2 separate regions of the Homo sapiens genome follow, and region 1 is linked to region 2. A link is a loop called in an ENCODE intact Hi-C map of the cell type or tissue named here. Cell type or tissue: chondrocyte. All regions are shown on one strand. Links, peaks and the distances in the headings refer to the core of each region. The heading gives the core; the rest is flanking DNA.

Evidence for each region. A loop is a pair of places that touch in the nucleus more often than their neighbours do. Peaks named below come from ENCODE experiments on the same cell type or tissue, not always from the same donor. Only the 100,000 strongest peaks of a DNase experiment are listed, where the experiment ranks them.
Region 1: a loop joins it to region 2, with 5 times the contacts of the local background. A loop is called at or near these places in 18 of 110 quality-filtered maps.

The regions. Positions count from the first base shown.
Region 1 is chr10:3,770,331-3,779,003 of GRCh38, forward strand. KLF6 (KLF transcription factor 6) reads right to left here. Exons shown (of 4, transcript NM_001300.6): 4 at 5,666-8,673. Among named protein-coding and RNA genes, the nearest start is that of KLF6, 11 kb to the right of the region's middle. RefSeq lists a silencer at 3,927-4,221. In chondrocyte, for the core only: a CTCF peak has its summit at 4,165; no DNase peak of the experiment used is centred there.
Region 2 is chr10:3,194,107-3,202,779 of GRCh38, forward strand. No RefSeq gene overlaps it. Among named protein-coding and RNA genes, the nearest start is that of PITRM1, 26 kb to the left of the region's middle. In chondrocyte, for the core only: a CTCF peak has its summit at 3,428 (motif pointing right); a DNase peak (open chromatin) is centred at 3,423.

The DNA.
Region 1 (8,673 bases), core at 2,910-5,409, 580 kb after region 2:
GTACTTGGGTAATAGCTTCCCCACTTTCTTATCCAGGAGCCTGGCTTCCAGGTGTTACCCTAGGCTGGTCATGAAGATACGTCCACCTTTTTTTTTGTTTTAAGTTACAGAGTTGCAAATATTTTTAATATTTTAAATTGATAAACCCAAGTTATTTGAATGCCATCTTTAAAGTTTTTGATTTGTTTTGCTTGTTTGTGCCTTGTCTTGTTTTTAAAACTTTTATTTTAGGTTCAAGGGTACATGTGCAGGTTTGTTATATAGGTACACTCCTGTCACGGGGGTTTGTTGTATAGATTATTTCCTGATCCAGTTACTAAACCTACACATCCTGAAAAGGCAACATTTCTGATTCCCTAAGTGCAGGGAGCTCAGTGGGTGGGGCACAATTGATTAATGGTGACCCAGCAGCTGCAGGCATGCCTTCCCCTCTTAAATCCTATAAACCTTTCTCCCAGGGCAGAGAATGGGACTGGCCTTGTTCCCACAGCTCCCTCCCCTTGCCATCCTTGAGCCTTGAGAAGGAGCTGCTTACACAGCGAAGAAGGCCGGAAGGTCTGTGCGACATTCTTTGGTACCATCTGTGGACATTACTGTTCCATGCAGCCGAGGCTCCGTCCAGCGTTCACTGATCTTACTGTACCTCCCCTCAGATCTAGGGGAACGTGCTGGGAGCCGCTTCAGAAATGGGGGACTTTCTTTTTTTTTTTTTTTTGAGATTTAAAAAACTTTAATCTCCAAATTAAGTATTTCTTTATAGAACTCTGTTTTAGACAACAAAGAATGGTAACATAGTTAAGAGCCCAAACTCTGTGGTCAGGTACATCTGAGCTAATGAATATACTTAGAATTCCTGGCATGTGGTGAGCACTTGGTAGACATTATTATTATTGTTATTAATAATACCCCAAATCCATCCTTCCTCCCAGTTAATTTCTTTTTTTTTTTCTATTATACTTTTAAGTTTTAGGCTACATGTGCACATTGTGCAGGTTAGTTACATATGTATACATGTGCCATGCTGGTGCGCTGCACCCACTAACTCGTCATCTAGCATTAGGTATATCTCCCAATGCTATCCCTCCCCCCTCCCCCCACCCCACCACAGTCCCCAGAGTGTGATATTCCCCTTCCTGTGTCCATGTGATCTCATTTTTCAGTTCCCACCTATGAGTGAGAATATGCAGTGTTTGGTTTTTTGTTCTTGTGATAGTTTACTGAGAATGATGATTTCCAATTTCATCCATGTCCCTACAAAGGACATGAACTCATCATTTTTTATGGCTGCATAGTATTCCATGGTGTATATGTGCCACATTTTCTTAATCCAGTCTATCATTGTTGGACATTTGGGTTGGTTCCAAGTCTTTGCTATTGTGAATAATGCTGCAGTAAACATACGTGTGCATGTGTCTTTATAGCAGCATGATTTATAGTCCTTTGGGTATATACCCAGTAATGGGATGGCTGGGTCAAATGGTATTTCCAGTTCTAGATCCCTGAGGAGTCGCCACACTGACTTCCACAATGGTTGAACTAGTTTACAGTCCCACCAACAGTGTAAAAGTGTTCCTATTTCTCCACATCCTCTCCAGCACCTGTTGTTTCCTGACTTTTTAATGATTGCCATTCTAACTGGTGTGAGATGGTATCTCATTGTGGTTTTGATTTGCATTTCTCTGATGGCCAGTGATGATGGGCATTTTTTCATGTGTTTTTTCACTGCATAAATGTCTTCTTTTGAGAAGTGTCTGTTCATGTCCTTCGCCCACTTTTTGATGGGGCTGTTTGTTTCTTTCTTGTAAATTTGTTTGAGTTCATTGTAGATTCTGGATATTAGCCCTTTGTCAGATGAGTAGGTTGCGAAAATTTTCTCCCATTTTGTAGGTTGCCTGTTCACTCTGATGGTAGTTTCTTTTGCTGTGCAGAAGCTCTTTAGTTTAATTAGATCCCATTTGTCAATTTTAAAATCAATTCAAGATGGATTAAAGACTTAAACGTTAGACCTAAAACCATAAAAACCCTAGAAGAAAACCTAGGCATTACCATTCAGGACATAGGCATGGGCAAGGACTTCATGTCTAAAACACCAAAAGCAATGGCAACAAAAGAAATGGGGGACTTTCTAGTGGTCTCTTGCCCTACGCATCCTGGAGCAGCTCCTGTCTCCTATCTCCACCTTATGGCAGGGCACGATGGCCTTTGAATGCATGGCTTTGAAGTTTGGATCCTAAGCTGACTGTTTTAAATCGGTAGCTAACACTTAAGTTCTCTTTAATTTACATGAACTCAATTATTTGTATATTTGAATGTTGCTCAAAGGCAATTTACCATGAGGAGTTAGATTTAAAAAAAATAAAAATAAACCCCAGCAAACACACATATGTGTCATGGTAAGCCCACTTGATCTAGCTTCTGAACCTGAGAATAAATCACCTATTTGGGGAGGATAGCACATTGCACAAGGAAGGTGGGGATGATAGTGAAGGATTTTCCATTCCCATCTGAAAGGATTCAGAAGGCTGCATTCTACTGCAGCCCAAACTGCCCCACTTTCTTGTCTCCTCACCAACAGAAAAATGCCACCTGGGTCATGCCGCCTGGCTCTGGAGTGAGTTAACTGATAATGTCAGTGCATGTCATTAACTATCTTGCACATCTGGAAGCAGATCTTGCAGAACCAAATGAAATGTGGTAACGCGAAACTTAAGAAATCAAGGGGAGCGGCGCTGTGCTTGGTTGATACCTGCAAGTCACCCATAAATGTGCCTGTCGTCAACAAAGGGCAAATCTTGGAAAAATGGCGTGCAACCCTGTGTTCAGTTACCCATTAGCCAAGCCCTGGAGCTTCGAAAGAAGCTCGTTGTTTGTTCATGGCAGATCTGAATTGGGGCTCTTAGTTTAAAAAATAATTCCAGAGATCATGTGATCATTGACATATATATATATATATGTATATGTATATATATATTTGTATATGTATATATATATTTGTATATGTATATATATATTTGTATATGTATATATATATATTTGTATATGTATATATAAAATGTATATACATACATGTGTATTTGTGTGTATGTATGTACATTTTATATATACATACACATATATTTAAATACAAACACACACACACTTACAGTGTTTTGTACAGATCATGTAAAGGAAAGTAAATGCAACCTAGCAACTGCAGCTGAACGGGACTCGTAGGCCAATGGGCATTCTGGTTAAATCTGTCTTTTAAGATTCTGTGGTGATCGTGCCGCCTGGCGTGGCTTCTCTCAGGACATGTGGAACCCATATTTACTCTCCTCTTTGTCTCTTCATCCACAGACGTTTAGAGAATTCTCGTTAAAATTACTTAGAAACAGAAAGACCTTGTTATAAAATAAATCTAGTTAAACACACTTTGTTGTGGTCCTCATTTGCGTGATGCATGGGCCTCATTTTCGTCTCTCTGTATCTTAACTGTGTGCATTAGGTGATTCATGCCAATTAATGCAGGATGTCACATCTCCAATTGCTTTCTCTATCTTCTTAAACATTAAAAATAAATATGTGCCATCTGTCTCATATCTTGAAAGCAATTCAAAATGGTTACTTTTGTTTTCTCAGGATTACAGCACAATTTGTAGCTGGAGTGCTTCTGAATTGCGAGAAAGCCCTGTCTGCATTTCATACATGTAATGTCATATTATGGTGGCTGCTGCAGATCGAACAGCAAAGGTTGGGCGAGACAGCAGTGTGGGATGGTGACAAAAAGCACGGTCTTTCGCATCTAAGAGACCTGGACCAGTATGCTGAGCCTGCTGCTTCCTAGCTGTGACCTCAGGAAAGTTGTGTTGTCTCTCAGGGCCTCAGTTTTCCTCATCTGTGAAATAGATATAACATCTACTGCAGCGGTCTCCAGCCTTCTTGGCACCAGGGATTGGTTTCACGGAAGACAGGTTTTCCACGGACCAGGGATGGTGGGACTTGGGGGTGGAGAAGGGTAGGGATAGGTGGGGGTGGGAGACGGTTTGGGGATAAATCTGTTTCACCTTAGATCACCAGGCATTAGGCCATTATATTCCCATAAGGAGCATGCCACCTGGATGCCTCGCATGCACGGTTCACAATAGGGTGGTTCATGCTCCTTTGAGAAGCTAATGCCACCACTGATCTGGAACAGTATCGATCCGTGGCCTGGGGGTTGGGGTCCTGTAATCTACAGCACAAGAAGTAGGAAGCAGACACCATTATCTGCATCATCATGAAATTTTGCTAGGAAAGTAATTCCGTTTGGCAAGGATGGTTGTTTAAAAGTAGCTCCTGGTGGCATAATATTAACAGAAAAGAGGGGAGTTAGGTGTGAAAGCTGTGTTCTTTCTCCGTAGCAATTACAGCAGAAAAGGAAGACACTTTCCTCCGATTGCCTGTGTTGTCCTTTGAGCACTCAGGTCAACTTGGATAGGGAACGGGGCCGGTAAAGTGGGGACACTTGGGAGACTTTGGGTCCATTTACAGCTACAACAGCACTTTTCAAAAATGGTGATTTTAATTTAAAAAATGGTATGCTATAACGCAACAAATGTCTAAATAACTTAACTGTAATTAGACGGGCAAAGGGCAATCTGAGAAAGTCCTAGTTTCCATTTGAGCACAGTTTTCCTCAACAATTCTTTCATGTAGCACAAGAGAAAGCTTTCTCGAGCTGAGGCCAGCACTCTGAAGATGGCGAACGTGTAATTTGAAGTGCACCCTATACTTACACACCACAGAATTGTAGTGCTATCGAGAATGCTGGATCCACGTGACCTAGCCCTATTTTAGCAATAAGCAAACTGAGGGTCGGTGTAGCTCAGCAAATTGTCCAAAGCACACAGCTCGTTCAAGCTAGAACATTTCCTTTCTTCTTTTAGCTAGGTTTCAAAAAATTTGTTAAGCAGACTGAAATTTTTTATACTTCTATAAATACCCTAAGGTTGCAGCCGATTCCTTGCACGGCAGCGCTAACAGCCTTATTTGAACATAACTTAGCTGTCCTGCATAGTCTTTCCATGACAAAGTGGTCAAGTCTTAATAGTAGCCGCGAATGACTATCAAGACTTTAAATTTAGACTGTACATTCGGGGCAATCCAACCATGAGTCATGTTGACATGTGCTTGGGGATAGAACACGCCCACGAATCCCGGCAATAATGTCGTCTGCTCCCCACGTCCTGCCCTACCACAGCTCCCTCCAAACTGCTGACATTTTTACCACAGTTATAGAAAGAAAATTAATGAACATTCCTAGTCTGGGCACACATCTTAACATCCATCCCCTCTCCAATTATAAAATTAAAAGCAACCACTGTAAATTCCCCACGTTTAGCAAAATGAAGAGCTATGGAGAGGAGTGAGCGCTTAAGCCACCTCAAGTAGAATATCCTTGTTGTCACACTAAGAAGCTGGTTCCCACGGAAACACATTGATTTACCCCATTGCTACTGATTGGCTTAGTGTAATCTGAAAATGGACTCCTACAAGGATCAAATTGTCCTGGTCCACACAGTAAAGCAAAGCTGAGATTACTTGCTAAACATTGCTCTAAAAAACAAAAGGCTGCCTATTTTCAAACAAACTCTACATTTAATGTATCTTATTGGCCTTAAAAGAAAAAAAAGAGATGTAACTCCTCTGGCAGTGATGTCATCTTTTATTTTCTGCCCTCCTTGACTGAGAGTGGGCTGAGGTTGTGAGAACAGCCCTCTGGCCTGGAGTCCCTCTGCCTCCTCCACCCCTCCCAGACATGCCTCAGCCAGGTGTGTGGCAGGGCTGGCTGGGGAAGGTAGGCCCAGCTCTAGCTGCGGAACTGGAGCAGGCTGTGGAGGCACAGAAGTGGCAGGGAAACACTCAAGTTTGTCGTTGTGCAGGTGCCTCTGCAATGCATTCCCTGGCTTGAGCAATGGAAGATCAAACCGGCATGGTTCCCTACTGTGCCCACAGCCGGGGGGTTGTTTTTGTCAGTCCTTGGAGAAGAGTATTTGATGCATTCAGGGAGGGCAATGTCAGGCTCGCTGACATCCTCTCCAGCTCCCAGGACAGGCTGTGGAAAGAGGAAGGGGCTGAGGTCGGTGAGTTGTTCTCAGGGTTGCTCAATGAAGATTTGCCCCCAGGAGGAAGCCAGGGTGATGAATGCAGGAGGAATCTGTTCCAACAACCCCCTTCCCCCAAAAAAAACAACCAGACTCAAGATGCTGATAAGAATTCTTTTATGTTATTCCAATAAAAAATACATTCATACAGAAATATAACAATCTTGCAAAAAACAATTTCAAATAAAATCTTGTAAAACAAAATTTTACAAAAATCTTACAAAGATTCTTTAGATAACAGGGTGCTTCCAAAAAAAAAAAAAAAAGAAATTTCACTAATAGAAATTTTTTTTTAATTTCAAGCAAAAAGTTTCTGCTTGATTGAGGCTCAGTTATCACCTGAACAGAATGTACTTCTTTATGTACGTGCTAATTATGAAAATCACAGGCATTGACAGGTACGGTACCCAGCCCCACCCAGGCAAACAGCTCCGACATGTTTCGTAAGTGAGACAAGCCAGTGCAAGTTTTTTTTTTTCCTTTTTTTTTTTTTGTCTTTTGCTTACCTTCTTGCTTAATGGAATTGTTATGGCTAAGCACATAGAAGGCCAAAAAAGGAGTTTTCCAAACCCAGCAAATCAAGTGCTTGGATTCTGAACTGCCAAAAGAAAACTGCACTTCCCCTCTTAAGTAAAACGAAATGAGTTTCTTAGGTAAATGTATTCATCAGCCCAGATAAAAAAAAAACCAGTTATGTGAGCGTTAGTCACTGCTCATTTCCAGGAAGATCAAACAAAATACCAGCCCAGCCAGACTCACATGTGTGTATATATATATAAAGCAAAGAGCCACACCCACAAGCCAGCAGCTGGGTGAAATATCAGCTGTCCACGCCGTGGTATGCCAATTCGGGGAAATTACTCCTTGGAAAAACTGGAAGAATCTACTTGCTGGAAAAAATAGCTTCATCTGCATAAAAAGTGTTCTACAAAAGAATCCCTGTGGTTAGCTTACTCTTAGGTTAGATCTTCTAATAAGGCTGAAATTCAAAATCAAAACCTTAGTGTGTCCGAGTCCAGCCTGGGTTCCAGCATTCTGTTCAGGCCACTTCTGAACGGCCGAAGGTGCCCCATTCCAGACCTGCCCATTTGATGGACAGAGCAGACAGCCCGGAACAGATTCAAGCAAGAAAGTCCTCCGCACATCGTTAAATTAAAGATAAAGCCTCTATAAAAGTTAGGTTATGGTTTTCATTTTTACCTCCTTTATGGCCATTTTGAAATATTTCTTCACAGGCTGTGGAATTTTCTAGCTAAACATTCTAGTTTCTCCTTAAAAAAAATATTTATATATTATCTATATATATAATATATATATATACACACATACACATACTGTACACACAAATATACATACACAAGAATTCTGCCCACTTTTTTAAAAAAGTAGTATACTTTCTGTATTACCAACAGATAGCTAGACAGATATGTGAAACTTGTGCCTTTTAAGCAAATACATTAACATTGGGGGTTTTTTAATACTTCTGTATCTTTAATATGTGTGAAAATGTTACATATTAAATACAGCCGGTGTGTGATCTATACAATTGTTGTGCAAGGTCTATATGAAAGTCTCAAGGTGGCAGAATTGGTCAGATTTTTCCATTTTCCTGTTTTCCATTTTAACACTGACAGTCAAGTTGCCTAAAGTGTTGAACAAATACTGACATGTAAAGGGAGTTTCACTCTATGTCTTTGTGAAGGAGGACCTTAAAGAGATTTTTTTTCTGTATTATACGTTGATACAGTACACTGCCAGGTGAAACAAGAGCCTTAATAAAGCATGCATCGCCCACACCCCTGTATGAGACCCCCACAGAAGGGATCGCTTGCGTAAGGCACCATTATGAAGGTCAACAGTGCATTAACAGCTAGAAAACCAGAAATTAGTCCTCAAGGCATAAATAAGAGAAACATAGCTGCATGAGAAAACAGTTTCTAAGCGTTAGTGGTTTTATCCACCCAACTGAGAAAAATTTTAGGTTCTTAAGTCTAATGAAACATTAGACCAGCAATTCCCAGCCCCAGCTTTGTGACACTCAATACGTGTCCAATTTCTTCTAAGGGCATCACAGAATTCTCCAAAAAGTTAATTCAAATTCAGAATCATTTAAAAATAATCCTGTGTTGCACAATGCCTTTCTGGAAGGGGAGTGTTACAAACTTGGAGGGGAAAAAAAATTGTATATTGCCAGGCCCGGATGGCTAGGGGGTCACTGTATTAGACAGATTGGATCTTAGCTGCTCATTAACTGGAATCAGTATTGCAGTCCTGACTTAAAAATGGAAAAGCATATAGTTCCCCAGACCATGCATGACTTTTTGTATTCTAAGGAAAAGTTAAATTGTTGTGTTATATTTGTAAATACACAGCTTATACAATGGGTTACAAATGAGCTATGTTGTAGCGTGTAAAACAAGCTACTTGACACATTGCACATTTAATAGCTGCACCAGACACTAAGAGTTCCTCTCACACAGAAAAGGGGGAGAGAGGCTCTCCCTCCCCACACCACTCGCCACTCTGGGGTCCTGAGTTCCCACGCCCACCC
Region 2 (8,673 bases), core at 2,397-4,896:
GCAATGCGGCTTTGCATCACCAGACAACCCCGAACTCCATAAATAGCAGCGAGACACGTCAAGAGAAAGGGGAGTAGGGAAGCCGAAAATATGTCCTTTACATGTGGAGAAACATGGCTTCTGGGGTCACCTGTCTGTGTCTCCCTCACTTTAACTCCTGGCAGTTGATGGACATTGGAAAGCCACCATCTGCCTTCCAATTTCCAGGGAACAGGAATCTTGTTTCCACCCACACAATGCATTGCCAATGTTTAGTATTGAGAGATAAAGCCTTATTAGGAAACAAGAGAAGTTTAAAAATAAAGAAAAAAGAGAAAAACGAAAATATCTTCTGAATATCTATAGTTCAGTTTAACACGAATTCAAAATAATATGCAACGAATTCATGATATTGAGATTTTCAAGTATCCTGGCTGGGCACGGCGGCTCATGCCTGTAGTCCCAGCACTTTGAAAGGCTGAGGCAGGCAGATTGCTTCTGCTCAGGGGTCTGAGACGAGTTTGGACAACAGAGCGAAACCCTGTCTCTACAAAAAATACAAAACATTAGCTGGGTGTGGTGGCACATGCCTGTGGTCCCAGCTACTCGGGAGGCTGAGACGGGAAGATGGATTGAAGCCGGGAGCTCAAGGCTGCTCTGCGCCACTGCACTCCAGCCTCGGTGGCAGAGCAAGGCTCCGTCTTAAAAAAAAATTCTGTTCAGGGAAACAGGGAACAATGAACTGATTAACTCCACTTCTACCCTCTTACTGTTTTTTCTATTTGTCCTCACTGAAATTTGTTACTCTGTCCTCTGACTGGAGGCCCTGGTGGCTCCTGGGCTGGGCTGGGGCCCCCTGTGTGCACAGACCCCTTTGGGAAATGGAGTGGAAACCTGAGAGTTTGTGTCCTGAAGAGTCAGATGGAAGCTCAGGAGCCAGCAGACACTGAGCACCTGTCTTTGTCACCACACAGGGCTCTGCCCATCACAGGAGACACTCAGGGGCTCAGGTTCCAGAACTTTCCCCCGCTGGCCTCAGGCCGGGGGAGCAGCTCCCCTTCACCCATCGAGAAGGCCTGTGCAGGCTCTAGTGTCCGGGAGAAGGGCCATGTCTGCCTCACTTCCATCTTCCCAGGAGGTCCTTCTGAAAAAAATGTCACTATCACCCCTGTTTCTATTTCAGCTTCCCGTTGTTTTTCTCAGTTCATTGGAATACGGGCCTAGAATTTCCATCTCAGCATGGTCTCTCTCGTATTCTCCCACTTGCTGGCGGTCTTCCAAGAGCCATCCCAGCAAACGCTGGGGCATTTTTGTCCAGTTATGCCACCAGCCCACCACGGGGACCGAGCCTGGACCTTTGGATCAGAGCTTTATTGGTGAGGCCAACGCAGAGGTGGGTGATTCATCATGGATTACCAGGGTGGGCTTTGGAGCCAGGGCCCTGGGTGTAAGTTCAGCTCTACTTCTTAAAGCTGTAGGACCCGGGCAGGTCCCTTGGGGGCCCTGTGACTCTGTTTCTTCTTCTACAAAACGACAATGTTCACGGAAGAGCTCCTGGCTCAAGCGTTATCAAGATTCATGAGTACATACAGGTAAAGCACCCAGCACAGAGTATCATATAAATGCTTGTTGCTATGAATATCATCCTATTCCCTGGTGGTGTTTGGGGAACCTCTTTTCCCTTCTCTCCCGGGTAGATTCGCCTGCAGTGAGTGGGAGTTCTGTGGCTCCTGGGGTCATCGGCTGAGTCCCTCTCCGGCTTCTCCTTCCTGACTGTGAATTGCTGTGTGGCCACGCTTGGGTGTGTCTCTCTCCATTCTCTGTTGCTCGTGGCAGCTGTCGCTTTGGAGTCATGATTCCAGTTGGAACTGAGAAGCAAATACTGCCCACCTGGCCATGGACACTGGCTGCCCGTTCAGAAGCTGTCCAGCCACCAGCAGCTGCCCTCTGAACGACTGCCTTCTAGAATGTCTAGTTTGCCAAACATCAATTTGTTAAAATTACAGGTTTATTGTTTCTTTGAAACCAACTTACCCCACATCAGGCCACAAACTGAATATGTAATTCCAGGGTACTGAGCCTGGCTGGTGTTGACGCTGCTTCACTTTCTTGTTTTCTTTTTTCTTTTCTTTTTCTTTTTCTTTTTTTTTTTTTTGAGATGGAGTCTCACTCTGTCACCCAGGCTGGAGTGCAGTGGCACGATCTCAGCTCACTGCAGCCTCTGCCTCCCAGGGTTCAAGCAATTCTCATGCCTCAGCCTCCCAAGTAGCTGGGACTACAGGCGCCCGCCACCACATTCGGCCAAGTTTTGTATTTTTAGCAGAGATGGGGTTTCACCATGTTGGCCAGGGTGGTCTTGAACTCCTGACCTCAGGTGATCCGCCCATCTCGGTCTCCCAAAGTGCTGGGATTACTGGTGTGAACCACTGCGCCCGGCCAACATTTCACTTTCTAAAGCCACATTTTTAAGGTACGCAGCCCACGCTTCATGCCGGGCCTGGGAGGGGGTTCCTGGTTGTAAACCTGTCTCTGACCTCCCAGCTGGCTCAGAGATGTCCCCAACCCAGAGTCCAGAGGACAGCCCACTTTGGGGAGGAAGCTCGCTTGGGGTCCTGGGTGTAAAGCCAGCCAAAGCAACACCACATTTCTGGCCTTGGCTGGAAAAGGGCAGCTGAGAGCATCACCCCTGTCTGCCGGCCACGGTCTTCTCTCTCCTCTCAGAAACGGGTCTTGGATCTCTTCAGATCGTGTGTCCATCAGGCTAGACTGGGAACCAGTTTTCAGTTGTAGCCTTTCTAAAGAGGCGTCACTATTGTTTCTGTTTCTATTTCAGCTTTCTATCACGTTCCCTCAGTCCAGGGAGACCTGGGCATGGAATTCCCATCTCAGCTCGGCCTCTGCCGTGGTCTGCAACTTGCTGGCGGTCTCCCAAGAGTCATCCCAGCAAACGTGGGGGCTCTTTTGTCCTGTTATGTGAATGGCCACCACGGGGAACATTCCCGCCCACTGGGGCCTGTGGGGGCTGTGTTCACCCCGGGGTGGGGAGGGGGGTCTGGCCCTGCAGGTGGGTCCTCAGGCCCCAGGCAGGGGTGTCCTTGGATGAGCTGTCCTGCTGGGGGGCCATGCAGAGCTGCCGAGGAGAAGGAACAGGCAATGAGGCCGAGGCCAGGGGCGTCCCCTCGCTTCCTTCCAAGGCTTCCTTCCGGGACCTCTCATCTTGGAGGCTGCTTTTTCTTTTGGTTCATTTCATCTGGATTTTACCAAGGAGAAAAATGCACTGGGGGAAGCAAGGAGTTACAGGCCGAGGGCTGAGTGGTTTGCTTTAGTCCTGCACACCCCAGACACCCCGGCCGCTTTCCCAGCAGTCCAGGAATTAATTCCAGGAATGCTCTGCGTCCCAGCCTCCTGCAGCGGGACTCTCTGTCCGCTGCTTCCAGCCGAAGGCCACCGGAGGGCAGCAGAGGCCTGGCTGAACCGGGCCGGGCGCTGCCGAGACTCTGGGAACGTCTCCCACTCAGTCTCCCTCGTTCTACAGCTGGTAGCAGGCAGGTGCTGCTGGTTCCTTCCATCAGGAGGGAGTGACCGCTGACCATTGCGTTACCACATGGAGCAGCGAAAGGAGACGTCCCCATCAGGTCTTCCAGCAACGGCAGCTCAGAATTTTCACTGGGATCTCTCAAAAATGCATTCATTTAAGGGATAGCTGTCTGTTTGTGGATTTCTTAGGGTTGAGTCATTACACGAGGCTTATCAGGGACAGGGATCAGTGCTTCGGTGTCACTGGTGAAAAGAAGCTCATAAAACAACTTTCGGGATTAGCTCATTCGCCAGTGATTGCGACTGTGGCAAACCACACTGCCCCCAGCACGGCGGGTGTCAATTATGTGACACAGACTCTAAAACGAGGTGATGTTAAAGAGGCTTCATAAAATTGTCTTGTATACAACTCCCAGAATATTACTTAGGAATATAGTTCCACTGAGTGCAAATGCAGTCAATATTTATTTGAAAATGTGAAAATCTAGCCAATTGGATATATGCAGGTGATTGAGATAATTCAAACTTTAATGTCTTTTTGAATATTGCATTCTCTTGTTTATTCTTTGGCATTTAAACCAGTCTGAAGCTCAGCTGATTCTCATGATTTAGGATTGGAATGCCCAGTGTTTCAGGTGAATCGTGTTTAGGGCTAATTTGGGCTCTGAGAAGGGCCCATTCGTTACTTAAGAAGTGCTTGGTTGTCTTAGCCAGCTCGGGCCGTGACAAAATACCGAAGACTGAGTGACTTCAGCAGCAAACAGGGATTCCTCACAGTTCTGGAGACTGAAGTCTAAGGTCAAGGCACCGGCAGATTCACTTGCTGATGAGGGCCTTTTCCTGGTTGAGAGAGGGCACCTTCTCACTGTATCCTCACATGGGGGTGGGGGAGAGAGAGAGAGGAGAGACAGAGAGAGGAGAGGGAGAGAGAGAGAGCTCTGCCCCCTTCCTCTTCTTTTTACAGCGCTGGTCCCATCGTGGGGCCCCAAGTCATAGCTTCATCCAACCCTCATTGTCTCCCCAAGTTCCTGCCTCTAAATACTGCCATATGAGGGGCTTGGGCTTTGACATGAATTTTTGGGGTGAACACAAGCATTCAATGCATGCCCAAGGGGACACTGGTGGTCATGTGATGGCCGAATTGTGTCTCCCAGGAAATCCTACATGGAAGCCCCAACCCCTGGGACCTCAGATTATGACTGTATTTGGAGATAGGGTCTTTAAAGAGGTAATTAATGTAAAATGAGGCCATCAGGGTAGTCTCTAAACCACAGGGTTGATGTCCTGATAAGAGGAGGAGATTCGGATGCAGGTGCACACAGAGGGACGACCCTGTGAGGACACAGGGAGAAGACGCCGTCTGCAAGCCATGGAGAGGACTCAGGATGAACTGGCCCTGCCCACACCATCATCTCAGACTTGCAGCCTCTAGGACTGTGAGAAATACCTTGCTGGGAGTTAAACCCCCAGTCTGTGGTGCTTTGTGGCGACAGCCCTCGTGCACAGAGACACCAGGCTGGGGAAGCGTGGCTCAGCCTTGAAGAAGCAGCAGAGAGATCACACAGATGGAGACAGATGTGGGGAAGGGATCCAGCCACTGGCCTCAGCTTTTCTGCACCCCCTTAGCTCCTGCTGACCTGGAGGTCTCTCCCAGCCTGGGTTTAGTTTTAGTAGAAATCGGGGCAGCTTTCTCACACATTCAGGCAGAACAAACACAGAACAGACGGTCACGTGCACGGATGTCATGGGGCAAACTGAAGCACAAACACACACGGGCCTCACCTGCCCAGCGCAGCCCCAGGGTCCCCAGTCTGGTTAGGGTCCCTGGCTGGTTAGGGTCCCTAGCTGCTTAGGGTCTCCTCCACTGTCAGGGCAGGTGAGGCCCATTTGTGTGTCTGGGCCGGGACCAGAGTGAGAATTCAGGTTGTGGTGTCAGCAGGCGAACAGGGAGGTGAGGAGGGCAGCTTGCAGGGACCAGCAGGTAAGGCAGAAGAGGAACTTCAGACACAGAGAAGTAAATGAGGAAGCAAATCGCAGCACACAGAGGCATCTGCGGGGCTCGTTTCTGGAAGGCTGAGGATGGAGGAGTATGTGTGTGGTCTCAACCATGCGTCAGGAAACCCACTGAGTCAAAGCTGCTCGCCCTGGCTCAGGTGCTGCTGGCTGCTCCTGGCTGCCTTACAGCCTTCTAAGAGCCCGCTGGAAACTCTCCAGACCTGGCGGCAAGCAGGTCCCTAGGTGTCAGGACTCATGGCTGCAGGCTTATTCCCTAGGCTCAAGGCCACCATCCTGCGAATGAGGCAAACGATTGGAGCCCTGTCCCATCTGATCATAACTGATGCTTGCAAGTCTTATAAAACAAGTAAAAACTGAGCACTTACTGTGTGCCGGGTGGTCTGTTTGGGGTTGAAAGCATCCACATGAACAAGACATCCTTCATCAGCCAGAAGGGTGGATTCTTTTGGAGGGAAGGGGTGCCAGGTAGCTGGTTGTGCAGGGGATCCTTGTAGATGGCCAAGACATAAAGCCCACCTTTCCAGGAAGCCAGACGCATTGCTCCTGGCGTAGTGCTCGGCCCAGCTGTCGAACTTGCCCTGCTCATTACTGAGGACTCTGACTATATTGGTCTGCTCTCACGCTGCTAATAAAGACATACTGGAGACTGGGTAATTTATAAAGGAAAGAGCTTTAATGGACTCGCAATTCCACAGGGCTGGGGCGGCCTCAAAATCATGGTGGAAGAGCAAGGGACGTCTTACATGGCAGCAGGCAAGAGAGAGCTTGTGTAGGGGAACTCCCCTTTATAAAACCATCAGATCTCATGAGACTCACTCACGATCAAGAGAACAGCACAGAAAAAAAACCCACCCCCATGATTCAATTACCTCCCACTGGGTTCCTCCCATGACGCATGGGAATCGTGGGAGCTACAGTTCAAGATGAGATTTGGGTGGGGACAGAGCCAAACCCTATCACTGACCTGGGGAGGGCTTTCCTATGAGGCACTTAGCCCTGCCTGTGAACTTGCCACTTTCCCTGCCTGTTTAACCTCACTGGATTGAGAGTTCCTTAAAGTTTGAGATGAACTCTGTCTGGTTCACTTCTTCTAGCGCCTGGCACGGGATAGATGACCCCCTCATATTTGTTAAAGAATGAAAGAGAGATTTCAAGAACTTTGTTAACTCAAAATCACACAACCTACACATTTAGAAAGGAAACTACCTTCCAAAGGGTTACAGGCTGCAAGGTGGCCATCCCAACAGGCTGGGAAGCATTGCCCAGCCTGGAGCCTGGGAGGCAGTCACCTGCGAGGGAGAGGAGAATGGAACAGGGGTCCATGCTGAATGGATTGGCCAAGCATGCATATTCAACAGATTATAGGAGCAGCTATGAATATTCATGAAGGGGGCTGGCACATGCATAATGCACAAACATGCCTGTTACATATGACCCAAGTTCACCTTGGGGTGTAAACCCAACATTTAAATGAGTTACAGTTGGGCCATATACATCAAATGTTCTTTTCAGGACACAGAGGCACTCAAGTGCTCAGCCTCTGTAAAGCAGCTGGAACCAGTCCATGCTTGGGGGTCTTTTAATTAGGAGAAAGTTACTGAAATCAGTCTCTGGCCTAATCAAAGCTGTAGTGGTGGCTGCTGGAATGGGGTTCCGTTGGGCGGTGTCTGATGGTTGGTGAGCTCTAACTGCTGCGACATTGCTCATCTCGGGGCCAGGGCTTATTTAGCTGCCAGAGAAAAAGAAACACCTTATGAGAGTTAGAACACAGTTTATTCTTTAAGTGTGGGGTGTGTGACTTAACCCTTGCCTGGTACTGCCTTAGGGTCTGTGTAAAATTTGGTATTATATTGCCACAGAGTTCCCTCTGTCAGTCTTGTGGTCTCTGTTCTAACGTAAATGCTGGTCAGTTGTGCCTAAACCCCAAAAGAGTGGGGTGTAATGAGGCTTGAGGGACTTAGAATTTTCCTTTTGGCTTACACTTCCCTAGTGTGAATGTGGGAGCATGTGGCGGGCACTGGGGACCGTGGGGTCCTGGGTTGGGCCTGGAGGGAAGTTCACGGTGATGCTGAGTGAGGATGAGCAGCTCTGGGATGGAATGCGACACGCTGAGCCATGCCATGTGCAACGTGTTTGCGTTGAGAAGCCAGAAGAAGTTTAGGGATTTTCTCTTTGCTGTGACCTGCAGTCCCTTTACTTCTTCAGCGGGACTTTCTTTCTGAGGGGCTGGGGGAGGGTGACTGCCTTTGAGAACTGGTGTCAGAGGGAGGCGCAGAGCAGGCGGGTCAGTGGCTGCAGACTTGGGGTCTAAAGGCAGGCGTCCCCATCATGATTTGCATGACAGGCAAATACCTGGAGCCCCCACAGCCGGGCAACACTAGAATCACTGGGCCATGAAGATCAGGTCACAGGGAACAGCTCAGTCTGAGTTCTCTACTGGAATTTTCCAGCACAACTTGGAAGTCAGAGCTGTGCTGGGATCCCAGCGACTGGGGGAGGCAAATTCGGGTCAGGGGAGGGAGGGCGGGGGCCATGAGGGAGACACAGCATCCCAGAAACATTCGAATAAACAAAGAACCGGAAAATCAGAGCAGCAGCAGGTGAGAAGGAACCCAAGGGTGGGCGGGCTGTTGCTGGACGCCAGCCTGATCTGTGGCACGGTTTGCAGCGAGGTACACAGGGATGAGCTGCCCTGGTGGGTGTGCCCACCTCTCACACTTGAATAACATTTTACATTTCATTCATTCATTCATTGGTTCATTAGTTCAATAGATTGTTTTTCTTTAATGAAAGCCTTTTGTTTCTGGGAACTTTCTCTGCTTGCCTCAAGAATGTTCTGCTTGAAGATGTTTATGCTTTAGAATGTTTGTTTGTTGGCTTACTTATTTATCTTTTGAGGCAAGTTCTCCCTCTGTCGCTCAGGCTGGAGTGCAGTGGTGTGATCTCAGCTCACTGCAACCACTGCCTCCTGGGCTCCAGCCATTCTCTTGTCTCAGCCTCCGGAGTAGCTGAGACTACAGGCATGTGACACCATGCCCAACTAATTTTTGTATTTTTAGTAGAGAAGGGGTTTCACCATGTTGGCCAGGCTGGCCTCGAACTCCTGGACTCAAGTGATCCTTCCCTCTCAGCCTCCCAAAG